Linked DNA regions of Homo sapiens: region 2 is linked to region 1. Evidence: read pairs that join two places in POLR2A ChIA-PET (ENCODE). Cell type or tissue: Panc1. All regions are shown on one strand.

The links. ChIA-PET counts read pairs that join two places held together with the same protein. Peaks named below come from ENCODE experiments on the same cell type or tissue, not always from the same donor. Only the 100,000 strongest peaks of a DNase experiment are listed, where the experiment ranks them.
Region 2: POLR2A ChIA-PET joins it to region 1 with 5 read pairs; 3 of 35 experiments call an interaction of 5 or more read pairs at or near these places.

What each region holds. Positions count from the first base shown.
Region 1 is chr2:72,752,617-72,756,616 of GRCh38, forward strand. All of the region lies in intron 1 of EXOC6B (exocyst complex component 6B), which reads right to left. Among named protein-coding and RNA genes, the nearest start is that of EXOC6B, 71 kb to the right of the region's middle. In Panc1, no CTCF peak of the experiment used is centred here; no DNase peak of the experiment used is centred here; H3K27ac peaks cover 2,276 bases.
Region 2 is chr2:72,818,931-72,822,930 of GRCh38, forward strand. All of the region lies in intron 1 of EXOC6B (exocyst complex component 6B), which reads right to left. Among named protein-coding and RNA genes, the nearest start is that of EXOC6B, 5.1 kb to the right of the region's middle. In Panc1, no CTCF peak of the experiment used is centred here; no DNase peak of the experiment used is centred here.

The DNA of each region.
Region 1 (4,000 bases):
TTAAGATCTTAAAAGAGCACACTATACTTACTGCCTCCATTTCCTCAAATTAGACTCGCTCTTCAAACCAGTGTAATCTGTTTCTTACCTATAACCACTCACAATGAACATATTCTTGCTAAAGTCAATAAAAGACTATTAATTGTCAAATCAAATATTCACTTTTAATTTCATCATTTACTTGACTCCACTTTTGTATGTGCCACCATGAACTATCCCCTCTTTTTAAAATCTCTATTCCCACGGCTTCTATTACACTCCTTCTTGGTTCTCCCCATTCTCAGTCTCCTTCAATAATTCTTCTTCTTCCCTCTACCCCTGAATACCTCCTTGACCACTTCTTCTCACTCTTCACATATATATATACCCTCAGAGATCTCATCAATACCTCAGTTGTTAGTATTAAACAAGTCTGGTTACCAAACCAATAATACCAGGATATATCTCTGTCAAGTCCTATAAACCTGACTCAAAGACATCGCAAACCGTGCATGTCAAAAACTACTCGGCTGGGCATGGTGGCATGTACCTATAGTCCCAGCCACTCAGGAGGCTGAAATGGGAGGATCTCTTGAACCCAGGAGTTCAAACCCAGCCCAGATAATATGGCAAGGGGCATGTCTCTTGAATTAAAAAAAAAAAAAAAGAATTTAACTTTCTACCCAAACCCACATTTCACTCCTAGTATTCACCATCTCAATTGAAGATAACACCAGCCACTGAGTTACCTAAACTAGAAATATGTACATTAACCTTGACACCTCACTTCACCTCACACCTCCTCATAACTAGTCACCAAGACCTACCGCTTCTAATTAAATAATGGCTCTTCTATGCTCTTTCCCCTCCCTATTCTCCCCAGCTACTGCCTTGACTCATGTCCTTATCATCTCTCTTCTGAACACTGTTTTTATCACTTTCCCCTTATATTCGTAACAATCCATCTTCAATACTTCTTTGACAGTAATTTTTTAAATGAGACCTTGTACTTGGAAATTGAAAGACAGAAATACACACACATACACACAACTTCAGGATCTTGTTTCAGGATCAAGTCCAAAGTCCCTAGCATAGTATGTAAGATGCCCTCCATGTCCAGCATTATCTCTGAATACTCCCCACATTCACTCTACAACTCTACTTGAAGTTCCTTGAGTGTAGCATGTATTCCCTCTGCCTGCAATGTCCTTACCATCACTTCTCTGGCAAATTCCTACTCATCTTTCAAGGTTCAGCTCAAAACTCAACTCTTTCCTAAAACGTCTCTCCTTAATACAACTACTATAACCTGATACAGAAGCTCCTTACCTTTTTAGTTTTTAGGATTTGTTTTTGTTTTTGTTTTGAGACAGGGTCTCACTCTGTGTCCCAGGCTCAATCGATCCTCCTGCCTCAGCCTCCTGAGTAGCTGGGACTACAGGCAGGCACCACCATGCCTAGCTCATTTTTTTGTAGAGACAAGGTCTCACTATGTTGCCTGGGATGGTCTCAAACTCCTGGGCTCAAGCAATCCTCCCACCTCGGCCTCCCAAAATACTGGGATTACAGGTGAGAGTCACCATGCCCAGCTCAGAAGCTGCTCTTCTTACCAACAAGGTAGAACACAAGAAACTGCTTTGGTTCATAAAACCAAAGCAGCCACGAAGAGCTTAAGCTTGCATACTCTGGAGGAATTTATACCAAACAAGATCATGAGTCCATTCTTTAAAGATTCAAATTCAATACCATTTTTCTCCTACTTGCTGATATGAGGCATCTTTTCCCAAATGACACCAATTTCTTTTTTTTTCTTTTTGGTAGAGATGAGGTCTTGCTACATTGCCCAGGGTACTGTCAAACTCCTAGCCTCGAGCAATCCTACCACCTCAGCCTCCCAAAGTGCTGGCGTTATAGGGTGTGAGCCACCACACCCAGCCAAATTTAATCTACAATAACAGTCTCTTGCAGCATGTATTAGTCTAGTTCTATGTATTTCATTTTTTTAATAGCTTTTTTTTTTCTTTTTTTTTTTTTAGAGACAGTATCTCACTCTGTTGCCCAGGCTGGAGCACAGTGGCACAATCATGGCTCACTTACAGCCTCTAGCTTCTGGGCTTAAGGGACCCTCTAGCCTCCGCCTCCTAAGTAGCTGGGATTACAGGCATGCACCAACACAAGCAGCTAATTTTTTAAAATTTTTTTTTGCAGAGATGGGGTCTCACTATGTTGCCCAGGCTGGTCTCAAACTTCTGGGCTCAAGCGATCCTCCCACCTTGGCCCCCCAAACTGGTGAGATTACAAGTGTGAGCCACAGTGCCTGCTCATAGTCTAGTTCGATAAGGAATATATTTAAAAATCTATTTTTTTTAATGAAACAAAATCTATTGAAGCACCTAGCCCTATCCTTGATAAGGAGTGTATGATAAGGATATAGGATAAGAATTACTCCTTAACAGTCATGGTATAATCATTCACCAACTGGCTCTCACTTTGACACTGTATAAATTTGAACTGGCCTTGAACCTATGAAGCCATATGTGGTTTGAGGTGAATTTCACCAGGAGTACTGTCATCTTGTTTTGCCTCAAAGTTCTTGAACAAATGCCTAGTATTATCCAGAAGTTACATTAGGATAATGGGCCTAGAAATGAATGGGCACCACTACTAATGATATTTACTGGTGGAAAGCACAGTTCATGTCCTTTTGCTTTGAAATGTTTATTTGTTCATATTTTTGAAAGGGTACTACGGTGAACACTCTATACAGTAATGATTTATTTACATGTCTATCTCCCCTATAAGACCATGAGTTCCTTGAGAGTTTACACCTGGAACAATGGCTGTATCCCACAGAGAAAGCATTATAAAGTGACAAAGAGCCAAAGCAGTGCCCAAAAATGTTTCAACATTTCATCTTACCCCAAAGAGAAGCACTAGAGTTCAATAATAAATATTTTTACCAAAAAGTTAATTCAAGTTCTAGCAGTGCAAATAATTTGCACTTCAGCTAAAATGTTAAACAGAAAAAGAAAGAAACAGAGGAAGAAAGGAGAAATTTAGATGGCTAAAGGAAATCTATTGTAGGAGGAGAGTAGTGTCTGGCAATAATTTGTTATTTCCCTAGCTCTCCTCTAACCTCCTCTGGAAGCTAGGAGAAGGAAGATGATTAAACTGCAACAAGACCTGGCTCTGAAGAGAACTGATGTTTCTGGCCCTTGTTGCCAACAGAAGGGGGAGGGTGACAGCAGTCCCTACGGGCTTTTAGAAAAAATTGCTTCCAGGTGGAAATTTTTTATGGTACTGAGCAGCCTGGAGCCATTTTTGGCTTTACTTCTTAACTACTGATGATTAAACCATGGACAATCAGGCTGCAACAATGGAAACAGACAGCTCTCAAACATCATGGTTATATGCTCCAAATTACAAAGTTAACTCTCAAAGGAGAGAAACATTTTGTTGGCAAAATCTTTTTTTAAGGGGGACGTTTTTAACTGTGTTGGGGCGGGGGTTGTCAGGTGGAGTCTGTTAAAGATTTATATTTGGTAAAACATAAAAGTAGCCAAGAACTCTGTATCATAATGATAAACATCAGTCCCATGCCAAACCTAGACACTGTAATGCAGAGTCATAGGGAGCTGAACAAAGGACAATGCTAAATGTCCTGGTATTTCAAAATTTTTCATTACTTTATTTTGGCCTGGATTAAGCATTCTATTAAATGATTATCATAGATGTCTGTAGGGAAATCCAGCCACACAACATGTGGGACAGCTAAGTCGATTTATAACCTAATCATGGTTCTGAAAAAAGTTGTGATATATATTTCTGAGTTTGGAGTGATGGCTCAAGAACATTAGCAGAAAAAAGTTACTTATAGTACCAACTCATATGAAAAGCAAACAAAAACAGAGACCAATTATTTGACCACCCAGTAATTTAATCTATGCTATTTTATTACTGCACTATCATCCATACCATTAAAGGTTAAATTCAGCCCAAAATTATAAAATAGTAGTAAAAG
Region 2 (4,000 bases), 66 kb after region 1:
GTCATTATGTAACATTAATCGCTAAATAGCACTACATTATATATTTATTCATTTATTCTGTAAGTGCCCACTCCGGACTCTATAAGCTCAATAAGGATAGGGACTTGTCTATATTGCTGCCTGCTGTACCCCAGAGCCTGGAAGAGTATCTGGCACATAGACATTGCTCAATATTGAATGAATATATGAATGAATCAATTCATTAATAAAGCCACTAAAGTGACATCATTATAATGTATAAACCTGTATATAACATGTTAACTGAAAAAGCAAGACACATAATAATCATCTAATATTTAATATAATAACATGCATATAAAAAAGTTAAGAGGAAATATAAAAATATAAAAGTGGTGGAAAGGTAATAGAATTAAGTTATTTGTTGTTGTTTCTTCTTAAGTCATTCTATTACATTTATAATTAAAATATAAAAATGTCATTTTTAAAAGGGCACTACTATTAAAAAATAAGCATGAGCAATGGGAATGTTCTTCCCCTCAGTGATTGTCAAGGACGGAGTATATCACAATCACCTGAAGGGCTTTTATATATTTATTTCCTATCTCCTCCTCCTTTCTCTGCTCCACCCCAAAATAACCCCTCCCAGGATTGATTATTGATAAGTATTATATCCCTTAGATATGTGGGACCAGGAAAAGGAAACAAAAAAAATAGGCTAACCACTAAACTAACAAAACTCAAAAAATAGAAATACTTAAGTCCACATAGCAAACCCAAGGGTAAAGGTGGAAGATGACTCACACTTGAGTGACCAATGCCTAGCAGGTACCATGGCACCCCATCTACATTGGAGGAAGAGTATGAAAAGAAAAAAGAGAGAGAGAGAGAGAAAGCATCATTCATGCTACCTGCTAGGCAGTAGTCCTAGCTTGGTACCTTGCATTGTACCATGAAGGATGCTTTATCTTCATTTTTCTAATCACTTTTTAGATGAGAAAAAATTGCCCACTTGGGTGGTAAGTTGCTTATAAAAATAAATTGATTTAATTTATTAAAGAGAGCCATGGACCTATAATGAGAAAGTGTCACGAACCAAGGATTATGATTAACTGATCTCTGTAAAGATGAATTAATGGGAGAGGGTGCTGGATGGAAAAATAAGAGCCATGTGGTCAAAGGCACAGAAGTAGTAAGTGGATGCCACATCCCCATATTCACTTATCAAATGACCTTAAATAAAACAGCCTTTTGAAAATATCCCCCTCAATTTGTTTCTTGTTTATAAAGAGCTAGCTTTATAAACAAACAACTTAAAAAAGCAAGACAGAAAATTATTCCTACACCCATAAGTAAAGCTTTGTAATAATAAAATATATAAGGCAAAGTTCTAGAAGGAAAAGCACCAAAACAACAGCAGCTGTGTTATAGAATTGTAAGCAATTTTTAATCTAGTTTCCAAATTCCATATGTTGACATACTGTTTTAACAGTGAAAAAGGTAACTGTATCATTAATATACTTTATGTTACATAAGACTGAGTAGTATGACACAAAATAATTCCAGAAGACAATAATCAGTCCCTAAAGTTATTTACCAAGATCAAATATAGGAATCAAATCATTCTTATGATACAGGAATTGAGCCAAAAAGAGAAAAACTTTCGCTGAAAACTAGAGCAAACTTCCCTGGGTGAGAATACTAAATGAAGGAAGTTAGGCTAGCTAGCAAAAATCACATAAACTCAATAACAGGGTTTTCAATGTTACATTTCTGCCACAAATAAGGAACATAAATCATGATAAGGAGATCAAAATAAATCAACCAGGAATCTGGGTTTTTTAAAAAATAAAAAAAGCAGTCAACAAATGGTGTTGGAACAACTGGATATCCACATGCTAAAGAATGAAACTGGACACTCCTCCTTACATTGTAAACAAAAATTAACTCAAAATGAATCACAGATCTAAATGTAAAAGATAAAATTATATAACACTTAGAAAAAATATAGGAGCAAATCTTCATGATCATGCATTACGCAAAAGTTTCCTAAATATAACATCAAAAGCATGAAACAAAATAAGAAAAAAAATGATAACTGGAATTAATTTAAATTAAAAACTTTTGTGCAGCAAAAGCTAAGAACATGAAAGATATCAAAAAATGGAAAAGACAAATCACAGAATAGGATATAGTATTACAAATCATATATCTGATAACAGGACATATTCAGAATACATAGAGAACTCCTACAACTCAACCAAAAAAAGAAAAGCAAATAACCCAATTTAAAAACGGGCAAAGGATCCAAAAGGGATAAACAATGACCAATAAGCACATGAAAAGAACAGCTATTACGGGAATGCAAATCAAAACTACAATGAAATGCAACTTCACACCCACAAGGATGGCAAAGTAAAAAAGATGATAACAAGTGTTGACAAGGATGTGGAAAAATTGGAACCCTGATACATTGCTACAGGAATGTAAAATGGCGCATGCACTTTGGAAAAACAGTCTAGCAGTTCCTCATAATGTTAAACATAGAGTTACCTTACAGCCTAGAAATTCCACTCCTAGGTACATACTCAACAAAAATGAAAACATATGTCTCTACAAAAACTAGTATACAAATGGCCATGGCAGCATTGTTCCACAGCCCCAAAATGGAAACAACCCAAATGTCCATCAACTGATGAACAAATAAAATGTGGTATATCCACACAATGGAATATTATTCATCGATAAAAAGAAATTAAGTACTGATACATGCTACCACATAGATGAACCTTGAAAACATTCAGTTACCAAAAAAACCCATATTGTTTGATTCCATTTATACAAAATGTCCCGATGTCCAGAACAGCCAAACCCATGAAGAAAAGTAGTGATTGCCTAGGGAGAGAGAGGGAACAGAATGGAGAGACCACTAATGGGTACAAGGTTTCTTTTTGAGTAATGAAAATTTTCTAAAATTAGGTTGTGGTGATTGCTGCACAACTCTGCGAATATACATACCCAAAACCATTTAATTGTATACTTTAAATGGGTAAATTGTATGATACATGAATTATATCTCAATATAGTTGTTTTTTAATGGCAATGTATTTCAATATTAAATTTTAAGTTTGAAAACAAAATCTTAAACAACAATTAGACTGAATGTTAATTGCTATTACCCAGAGTACCAAGTGAAGAAATGACTTCTACTGAGTAAGTGATATAAAGGAAAAGTAGAGATATAGGGATGGGATTTGAAAAATGAAAACAGGGAGCTATTGTTCATAAATGATTTGTCATCAAAATTTTAGTATTTATAACACAAAGCAGGAATGAACATTATTTTAAAAACAGGACAGGCAGGCTTTAACATCTTACAGGCCTCTTTCCAAAATTAGGACTCACAGATAACAAAATAATTTTTAAGGTAAAGACAAAGAGAGAGATAGCTACTTTCCCAAAAGAGTTTGCTAGGCAACACCCTCTTTATGTGTGGATATGCTTGGGCCTTTCAGAATTACAATGAAAAAGAAGAGGTGGTATATCCTTATGATAGATGGGAATCTACCAACATTGCATGTACAGCTCAAAACTAAAGTAATAACAGTAATATAATGAAAAAGTCAAGCCACTGTGACTCCTCAAACAAAAAGGAGTAAGACTGGAAAAAATAATCCGTATCATAGCAAAGAAAGAAAGCAAGTAATGATACACAAATAATAGCTGGCAAAGGAAAGAGTCTGGTTAGGCAATACAGCCAAGTGGATTTTTTTGAAGAGCAGGTATTTTAGGGATATACTAATCTAATATCTGCTCTCAATTTACTTTCTGTGTTCGTTAGTTTCTCTTCAGCTAGAAAACCCATCTCACGAACAGTTAAGAATCTGGTGCCTTTACAATGTTACCTCAAAAGATGAAGAAAGAGGAAAGACATACTATGAAGAAGAAAAGTTCGAGGTTTACAACTGAGAGTAGTTAAGGCAAGAGAGCTACTGCCTTAATCAAACCTGTTTCATGATAGTGATGAAAAACAGGAGATAAT